2 separate regions of the Homo sapiens genome follow, and region 2 is linked to region 1. A link is an interaction called in ENCODE POLR2A ChIA-PET data of the cell type or tissue named here. Cell type or tissue: GM12878. All regions are shown on one strand.

What was found. ChIA-PET counts read pairs that join two places held together with the same protein. Peaks named below come from ENCODE experiments on the same cell type or tissue, not always from the same donor. Only the 100,000 strongest peaks of a DNase experiment are listed, where the experiment ranks them.
Region 2: POLR2A ChIA-PET joins it to region 1 with 7 read pairs; 2 of 35 experiments call an interaction of 5 or more read pairs at or near these places.

What each region holds. Positions count from the first base shown.
Region 1 is chr22:29,014,370-29,019,369 of GRCh38, forward strand. All of the region lies in intron 2 of ZNRF3 (zinc and ring finger 3), which reads left to right. Among named protein-coding and RNA genes, the nearest start is that of ZNRF3-AS1, 15 kb to the right of the region's middle. In GM12878, no CTCF peak of the experiment used is centred here; DNase peaks (open chromatin) are centred at 1,892 and 2,352.
Region 2 is chr22:27,910,590-27,915,589 of GRCh38, forward strand. PITPNB (phosphatidylinositol transfer protein beta) reads right to left here. Exons shown (of 12, transcript NM_012399.5): 2 at 3,728-3,758; 3 at 375-520. Among named protein-coding and RNA genes, the nearest start is that of PITPNB, 6.2 kb to the right of the region's middle. In GM12878, no CTCF peak of the experiment used is centred here; no DNase peak of the experiment used is centred here; H3K4me3 peaks cover 419 bases.

The sequences.
Region 1 (5,000 bases):
CCCCGGCCTGCAGGAGTTGTAGTGCAGGCTTGGGTGATGTGATTCCTGATGTAGGTGAGACCCCTGAACCAAGAGCAGTTCAGCAGCTGCAGCTGCTCAGAAGCTAGGCTTACACACCATCTCCCTGCCGCTCCGTGTTTGACAGAAAGCAGAGATGCTTCAGCCTCCTAGCTGCACTTAAAGGTAGCCTGGATGCAGTGAGCTTGACTAAGTATCTCCCTTTTGTAGCTCAGTGTAAAATACAGACTCTGTTTTTGGAATTCATTCATATGTTTATTAAGCACTGCCTGTATCCCAGGCAGTGTGCTAGACGCTGCAGATACAGTACTTATTAAAGTAGACAAGTTCACTGCCCCCATGGGGCTCCTGGTCAGTAGAGGAGACACAGAGACAACTAGCAGCAAGTAAACACAAAGACAACAAACAGGGCAACTGCAGATTGTGATGCAGCTGCAAGGCCAACAAACTGGGTGAGTGGGGCTTTTCTCTGCATAGGCTGCCTCGAGCCAAGAGCTCAGAGTCAAGGTTCCTGAAAGAAGAGAGGGAAAGATTCCCACAGCCCACTCCCCACATCAGAGCTTGCCTGCCTCCGCTCCGTCATCTGTTCTTTGACACATCTGCAACCTGGGGTGTGCTCTGATGCTTCCTGTCATTCTGTCACTTTCTAACCCATCAAACAGCACTTTGCTACCATATAAGTATTAGTATCTGCCTCCTGTCTGCTAAGAAATAAAATGAAGGCACTCAAGTCTTACAGAAAGTTAGCTCCTTTATTTTAGGTATCTCGTTAAATATTCTCTACTTGATTATTATGTGACAGTTGCTTTTAAATCCTCTGAAAGTTGCATAATATGCTATGTGATACGAAAGGATGTATATATAAAACCTTTATTTTTCTAATAATTGCCTATAACTTACCAGTTTGAATTGTTTTAACGCTTATTGTAGCCTAAGAAGTCCAAAGTTTAATTGAAATCCAGTTTTGTTTTTTGGCTTTGGGTTAATATTCTTCCTTCCAGGCTGGGCACGGTGGCTCATGCCTATAATCCCAACACTTTGGGAGGCCAAGGTGGGCAGATCACCTGAGGTCAGGAGTTCAAGACCAGCCTGGCCAACATGGCGAAACCCTGTCTCTACTAAAAATACAAAAATTACCCAGGCATGGTGGTGCACGCCTGTAGTCCCAGCTACTCAGGAGGCTGAGGTGGGAGGATCACTTGAACCTGGGAGGCAGAGGTTCCAGTGAGCTGAGACTGCACCACTGCACTCCCGCCTGGGTGACAGAGTGAGATTCTGTTTAAAAAAAAAAAAAAAAAAATCCTTCCAGACTTCTTTCCCTCTCCCGTGGTTTTAGGAAGGGAAGGACAGCTGGGCATGATGGCTTAACCCTGTAATCCCAGCAGTTTGGGAGGCCGAGGCGGGTGGATCACCTGAGGTCTGGAGTTCGAGAGCAGCCTGACCAACATGGTGAAACCCCGTCTCTACTAAAATATAAAATTAGCTGGGCGTGGTGGCACATGCCTGTAATCCCAGCTACTCAGGAGGCTGAGGAAGGAGAATCGCTTGAACCCAGGAGGCTGAGGTTGCGGTGAGCCAAGATCACGCCATTGCACTCCAGCCTGGGCAACAAGAGTGAAACTGTCTCAAAAAAAAAAAAAAACAAAAAAACTGAAACTGGCTTGGCTGATGAAAGTTGTATCTTATACTGTGAACTGAATAATGTTGCAAGAGATTAAGTGATCATTACTAAATGATGCCCCTGGTACTAGTGAAGGTTGTTGTCATAGTTCATGCAGACCTGCACAGTGTATCGACCTCATGTTCACATGAAGATCTAGATACCTGATCAACGAAGTGTCCACTCAGCCCCTGTCAGGTGCATTCTGGGAGGTGAAGTGGTATGTGACTGCCTTGAAGGAAGGTGAAAGCCTAGAGACAGATTGTAATGGTTTAGAACTTTCTCTTTAGAAAATAGTGAATAAGGAAACAAGGCTTTGCTGGGGCAGGGGGTGGGAGCTCTGGCAAATAAGAGGTTCTTCTAGAACCCACTTCCTTTGTTCTACTAAGTAAAGTCTTGCTAACGCTGAATAATTATAGTCAAGAAAGCCTGAATGAGGCCATCCTTTTACTTGTTCAATAAAGGTTAATTTAAGGACCCAATGGGACTTGAGATAGAGCTTGAATTTAGGGATTTTTGCAAATTACCTGTTAAAGCCATGAAAACAGAAGTGTATTTGTTCCTTAATATGTGCATGACCTCTTACTATTTAAGAGTGATTACTGATTAACCAGGGAGTTTCAAAGGAGATGTTTTCATATTCAGATTTAAAGAAGTTGCTCCAGCTCAGAGAACTGGCTTCTGTTGGAGTGAGCTATGAACAGAGTAGGGCTGCTCTATCTCAGAGCATTGTTCATTCACCTGGAGAAACTTCCTTCCTGTGTCAAGCACCTGTAGCATGCTAGGGGTTGTGCCTGCCCAGTGGTGCACTAAAGCCACCTCTGCAATGTTTTCATCCAAGAAACATGAAGTAGGAAGGAAAAGTAACACTTGCCTAGAAAGGAAAGTTGTCTGCTCCCTATATTCTCTATGAAATTGAGACAGCTATTCTTTGCCCCCACAAATGGCCTTTAGGACAGAACCATTGAGTGTCAAAGACAGGCCCAGCCTCTGGAGTATACTTGTCTATTTCCATTTCCAAAGGTGAGATGTTTTCCAGGCAGAGCTCTGTCAGTTTTATGAAAGCCAAAAATGCATTAGCCACACAGGGTACACTTGTGCAGTATTTTAAGTGTAACTTGGTTGCCAACACTTGAATTGGAAGGTTTAATATAAAAATCCACATTTCTACCTTCTCTTGAAAAATCAGAAGGTCTGGCAGTGCTGGTGTCCCATTTCTCCTGGTAAAGGAAGCCCCAGCTGCCTAGAAGTTGCCCCCATCAGGCAGGTGTACACTGTCCAGTCTGCCACGGCGCCTGCCACTCTCTGCTGTCCTCACACTGCAGCAGCACATCCATTGCCGTAAATCTTAAGTGTGGCCCCTGTGGACAATTGAGTTTGCAATCTGTGTTGTGTGATTTTTAAATTGCAGGGAGGAAGATCATCCAGGCTGTCTGTGGAAAGTTGAGCAAATCAAGTGTGAACGCAGACCAATAATTTCTGACAGTCAAACCATAAATATGAAGAGGGACCACAGAGAAGCTGGATTAGCAGACTTGTATACTCTGATTTTGTCAAGCACTGGAAGACCAATTTAGGGTGACCATATCATTTGTCATCCAAGCTGAGACGCTTTTGAGAATGGAAGGGGTTATGGTGGGAGGAGAAATGTAAACTGGGGCTGTCCTGGGCATGCTAGGACAGAAACTGTGGACACCCTAGGCCTGTGAATGGGACATGGAAACAGAAAGCTTATATCCGTCAACCAGGATGAGTGCAGAAAAGACTCATAAGAGGAGCTCACATAGAGGCTACGCTGGTATAGAAATTGTTCTAGAAAAATTGGGCAAGATTTTGCAGAGAAAGGAGGCTTTTAGATGTGTCCTTAAGCATTGAAGCGCTTTGAGAGGTAATCAAGGGTCCAGGACAGCAGTTGAGGTAACATGAATAACCTATGCAACAGCTGGAAGATGTGCGTATGCCTTAACTTTTCAGAAATGGGGGAACTGTGTGGGTGGAGCATCTGGTGCTTGGAGGGCAGATAGTGTGGGAGGGGAGGGCGGACGGGCAGACCGGATCCAAACTGGATCCAAAGGAGAGTCTTGAACATTATAAGGAATTGAGACTTGAATCTGAGAAGGATGAGAAGACAGCTCAGGGCATCATGTATGGAATGAACTGGAAAAAGATTGGAGACAGAGAAACTGCTGCATTACAGGGTAGCAGGGATGCAAAGGGAGAGCCCACTTGAAAATGATTCTTTATGGAGATTGGATGTGGAGAGAGGAAGGGGAAGGGGTAGTGAGAGAAGAGGAGGAAGATTTGGGTTTCTAGATTTGTATGATGGTGATTCCCTTAACCTGAGACAAGTAATGTAGGTTTGGGAGAAACTTGGTGACTTTGACTTTGATCAGGACTAGAGCCCTGACTCTGACTTTGAACTGGAGCCCTTTGAACTCTAGCCCTGAAAAGGGTCAGGGCTAGAGATGAAGGTTGAGAAGTCATTAGATAGGGGAGTGTGTATTCAAACCAGGAGTCCAGAATGAGCTTGTCCAGAAAAGAGTATAGACTAGGAAGAGAGAAGGGGTACAGCATAGGACTTAAAGGAAAACAAGTAAGTGAGTTGGGACCATGTAAGAGTCAGTGAAGGGAACCCGAAGACCTCAGAGAGAAGAAAACAGAAATAGGCTGAGGAGCACAAAGCAATGTAAACAGGTTGGTAGAGTAGCAATAGTACAGATGACAACACGGGTGAGGTAGCATGGCCCTGTGCATTCATTTAGCACAGGTGTATCAGTTAGCTTTTGCTGCATAACAAACTGCCCTTAAAACATAGCACCCTAAAAACAACAGTCATTTTCATTGCTCATGATTCTGTGGGTTAGCTGAGCAGTTGTTCTGGTCTGTGCCAGCTTGGCTGATCTCTGTGGTCAGCTAGTGGTTCCTCTGGGACTGAGTGATCTAGGATGGCCTCACTCAAGTGTTTGGGGCCTCACCTGGGATAGCCATGCCCTCTCAACATGTGGTCTCTTATCATCCAGTAGACTAGCCCAGGCTTCTTACATGATAGTTCTCAGGGTTCCCAGCCGCAAGAGAGGGCAAGCATGAACACCCATGAACTATTCGATCCCCTCAAGCATTTTCCAAGCTTCTGCTGGCATTGTATTTGCTCATGTCCCATTGACCAAAGCAACTCATGTGGCCAAGCCCAAATTCAAGGGGTGGAAAAATAAGCTCAATTTCTTGATGGGAGGAATCATAAAATATTGTGGCCATTTTCTTTACTCTAAGAGGTGTGAATGTCTTGTAACACTTGGCAGGAGATATTTGATTCTTTGTGTCA
Region 2 (5,000 bases), 1.1 Mb before region 1:
TATGGTCCATTTGTTGTAGAAAACTAAAATTGATACAAGTAATACATCGCTATGTTTTAAAAATTCCTTTGAATATATACAGAAAATGATCTAGAAAGATAAACTCTAAGCTGCTTCTAGTGTTTCTCTCTGTGTTACAAATATTTGATGGCAAGGAGCAGGGACTAAGTTTTTATCTGAATTTTTGTTATAAGCAGATATAATCCTTTTCTAATTTACAAATAAAGGAGGAGGTTCTGCCAAAGAATTAAAATGCAATATATTATCAAACTGAAATTAAAAATGTACTTCACATCTACTAGTTAAGTTAGCTAGTTACATGCATCATAAGTAAGCCAGGTAGTTACAAGGCGTCAAATGTGAACACCGCTTACCTCTTTAGGTGATAAATTTTGTGCGTATACTGTCCCTTTTCTCCATCCTTCTCATAAGGTTCATTCTTTAAGACTTCAATTCCTTCTCCACCACCAGTCTCATTCTTACTAGCTTCTGCAACAGAGTAAAGCTGCCCAACCTGATACTGAAATTTCAAAGAATACAGAAACTGAGTAAGTCAGTAGTAACTGCAGAAATTTAGTATGCTAAAATCTTAATAATATAGATGATATAGAAAAGCATATCCAAACCATTCAGCACAACTGTGTTCAATATGAAAACACAACTCAAATTAGAAATTAATACGTTTAGGAAGACAAACCACAGATTATTATACAGTTTTAAAAACCTGTATTTTATAAACTTTCATTATTCAAAAAATTTGCCAGTTACAAATACTCTGGTGCCTTTACACTACCCATTTATCAAGAAAATGTCTCGAAACTTGGTTTAACTTTTGAACAATATATATTTGTACTTTACAAAGCATTTTCACCTCTATTATTTCTCATTTAACTTCACAAAATTCCAAGAAAGGTATGGCAGAAATACAACTGGCACTTTGCCAACTAAAGCTGAGCAACCAGCATATTGCTCTTAATGATAAAGGGGAGGGATGTAAACTGTAATAACAAAAGCCTGGAGATCCAAAGAAACATAATAGATAGTCCAAATCTTAGTAGACTTCTGGGGTCATTTTTAACTTATGACTTATTTATGATACACTCAATTTGGTCCTTCTTCAGCTAACCAGAAACAGTATTGGGGGCCCAAGATCAGAAATGGTTCATTGTGAGTCCTCAAGTAAAGAGAACAAACAGAAACTGTTTTTAAAGTAATATGAATGTATACATATTACCATAAAAGGTAGGAAATTGCTGACAGTAGCTTCTATTTCATTTAACGTGAATCAGAAATCTCAGAGGCCTCCATCAATACCTGTAAGTCAACTGTATTTTCTACGCCAATCTGGAGTCGCTAGTTCCAACAAATGTTGGAAAAAGTTCTCGTGTTCTAATTTGTTACAGTGACCCAACTGTGGCACTATCTTCCATCACTTCAAATTTGGCTAAATTTCTTCCTTCTAATGAAAACAGCTTGAAGAAGTGTATTTCTTCTTTATAAGCATATTTTCAAAGAAAAACTACAAAAATCTACCTCTAAGAACTTGTAATTTCAAAATTAACATTTTATGTGAGGGACCAAAACAACAGGTAGTTTAAGCTCAGTAAACATTCATATCTACAAATCACATGGAGATATGATGCTATCTTGCCTATTAGTTAAATTTAAAAACACACCCACACACACACTCTTACTCAATTTGGAAGTGTTTGGGAAGTTGAAACCAAACATATTTCTTAAATGCTCCCAAAATAAATTTCTGTAGGGCCTGCAGACAGGACTGCATTTCTCCTTTTGGCTTTCCATGATACAACACTAGGGTTAGTCTAATAATGCCACAATCCTTAAATACCTTCAACATGTACTTTTAAACACTATCATATTCTAAAACAGGACTAAAATGAGTCTAGGTCAAAAGATAAATTTCATTTTGGTCAGGAACACACAATAACAATATTCAAATGAACTGTATCCAAAAAAACGTTAATGGACTGACATTTCATGGCATGCTACTTAGTTTTCTCTCATTCTCCTTTTTTAAGAATAAAAAATTAAAAAAAAAAAGAATAAGAAATAGACACAGAAGGCATGTTTTAAAAATGTGCATACAGGCCTGGCACAGTGGCTCATGCTTGTAATCCCAAGGCTTTGGGAGGCTGAGGCAGGTGGATCACTTGAGGTCAGGAGTTCGAGACCAGCCTGACCAATATGGTGAAACCCGGTCTCTAATAAATATACAAAAATTAGCCAGGTGCGGTGGCGGGTGCCTGTAATCCCAGCTACTAGGGAGGCTGAGGCACGGAGAATTGCTTGAACCCAGGAGGCGGAGGTTGCAGAGAGCTGAGATCGCAATACTGTACTCCAGCCTGGGCGATAGAGCAAGACTCCATCTCCAAAAAAAAAAAAAAAAAAAAGGTGGGGGGGGGAGTATAACAAAAAGCCGAGAACAGTATTTTCAGTGACAATACCAAGACTCAAAAAGATTTCGACAAGCTGATTCAACCAGCTGAAATCAAAAGAAAAAGTCTAACAGAAACAAGTGTCAATTTCCACATTCAACTTCAAACAATCAATTGTGCAAATAGAGAACAGGGTGCCTAGCTTCTCTGGAGTGTTTTAATACAGTGAATCCTCCTGAGATATAAACAACTGTGTTCAAGTCTACACTAAACAGTGCCAGACAGCTACTCTTTTTCACTTCCTGCATTTCTTTCTGTCTTCTGTCAGCTGTCACTTCTTAGGTTATCAGTTTGTTTTGTCCCACTTCCAAGTCACTGCTTCTAATCTACTGTCAGCTCTAGGAAAACCAGATAACTGAGCAAATGGGAACTGTGTGCAAGTTACAGAAGAGCCTAGAGGGTTTTATGGGTTTTGCTATATATATCTTGATTTCTCAGAAGCTGTTTCTGCTCTTATCTTCATTCTTGTCTACAATACACATGGCTATAACTGCAGGACATGCAAGTTCTGAATAGGTGATATATTTCTGTATCATGTCCAGACTGAGGAAAACAATAAGCTCTTACAGTTGTGTGCTGTTCATACCATGTCTGGAATACTGTTTTCAGTTCAGATCAACAATTACAACACATATAGTAACAGGACCAGCTGGTAGCAAGTCCACATATCATGCTGTATTAAGCCAAGTGAATGTGCTGGGAATGTTTAACCTTGAGACTTTCTAAGATGAAATAAAAGTGCTTGTGGGGGATGGGGTTGGCTGGAGGGGAGAGCTGCCATCAGAAAACCTGAAGGATTAACCACTACAAGACAGAACAGGCTTATTTCCCATTGCTCAAATGGGATAAACTGTAAACAAGAGTCAAGCATTATAGGAAAAGCAGATTTTGGTTCAAACACAAATGTTTAAAATGTCCAACAGTAAAGTAGGCTGCTTCTCTAAGCAGCAAGCTACTTAACCTTAAAGTACTTAAGTTGAGGCTGGAGCCTCATTTCTCTGGGATGTTGGAGAAAGAATTCCTGCACTAGACAGGAGGTTAAACTACATTCTTTAGACTCTTCCAAAACAAGGCAGTGTAGCAAGAAATTCATTATCATTCATTTAATTCATTTTGCAATTCTTTGCAATTATCATTCATATAATTAATTTTGTCACATAAGGTGGAATGAAAAGGTAAATCAATACTACGAAAATGTGAGTTTAGAGTAACATATCAAAGTACAGTACATATACCAATAAAATGATGCAGAAGCAAGAAAAACTCACCTCCTGAACAGAACATGGCAAAACCACACGGCTAAAAAGACAAAAGAAAAAATATATATATTACATATGAAATAGCTTTAAACACAGATCTCTGAAGAGGTTTTACCTTAAATCCAATGATAACAGAGACAGGTCTCTTAAATCAAAAAAATACAAGGGTGTCATTTATGGAAGAGGGTCTTTGCAATGCCTACACCATAATTGGGGAACTAAAACTATCATTCCTGGGTCTCAATGATCATTTGCATTTAGTGTTCCCAGGACCCCAAACAGCAGCTGCAGAGATTCTTGTGAGTAAAGAAAAAAGAGAAAACTCAACATTGAAAATTGCAGGGTACAGAACGTATTATTTGCAGATTGTCTGGTCAGGTTGCCCTGACTAAATTTTTAGTATGGTTTCATTCTCCACCTATATACTGTGCATTTTGTTTTTATGATGCTTCTTACAGAATACGTGTCTTGAATCTCATTGAATAAACGCTTCCAGAAACTGTTCCCCCACTATTCAATTATTCCTCAAGTTTACTAAGAGAAAAATAAGGAGTCGTGTAGAATTAGTAAGAAAAATTTTACTATGGAAACTACTTGAACCTTATAATAATCCCTTCCAGCATATATACAATATAAGGTTGACATGTGTTTCATCCTGTCCAAGAGTTTCTTATTGTATATACCAAAAAGATGTCATTATAGCTCCATTGCAAGCAGTCTTAAAAGATAAAATCCAAAACAGTATCATGGTATATTGTTTTATCAAAATATTGCATCTTATCTCTAGATTTTATAAGGAGAGTCCTTAATTTATTTCCACCATAAATCCTGAAAACCAAGAACATCCCTGTATATCAATGGTCTCATAATTATAGTTGGTTCCAAGACAGCAACTTCCTTTTTTGTGGGATGGGGGTATACGATCCTTCTCATACTTTCCTAATCTTATCTGTCATTTTATGGAAAATTTTCAATAGTTTTCCTCATTCCAATTTCTTTTCAGCTTATAATTTCTTTTTCTTTTTTTCTTGCAGTAAGAGTCATTTAGCTTATTGTTTGTATTAGTGACAATCTTTTTGGCCTAGGCATTCTTTTTTAATAGTCTTTCTTATTCGTAAGTATGAAGAGAGTAATAAAACCCAGATTATATCTAGTTTGCATTCCAGCTACACTTTCCATCTACTCCTTTCTCCCTACTCTCCTCAAACATCTATGTCTGAATGTTCACATTACCTCAATCTCCAACATGCACAAGTCTGTTACTCCCTCCCCTTTGACTACT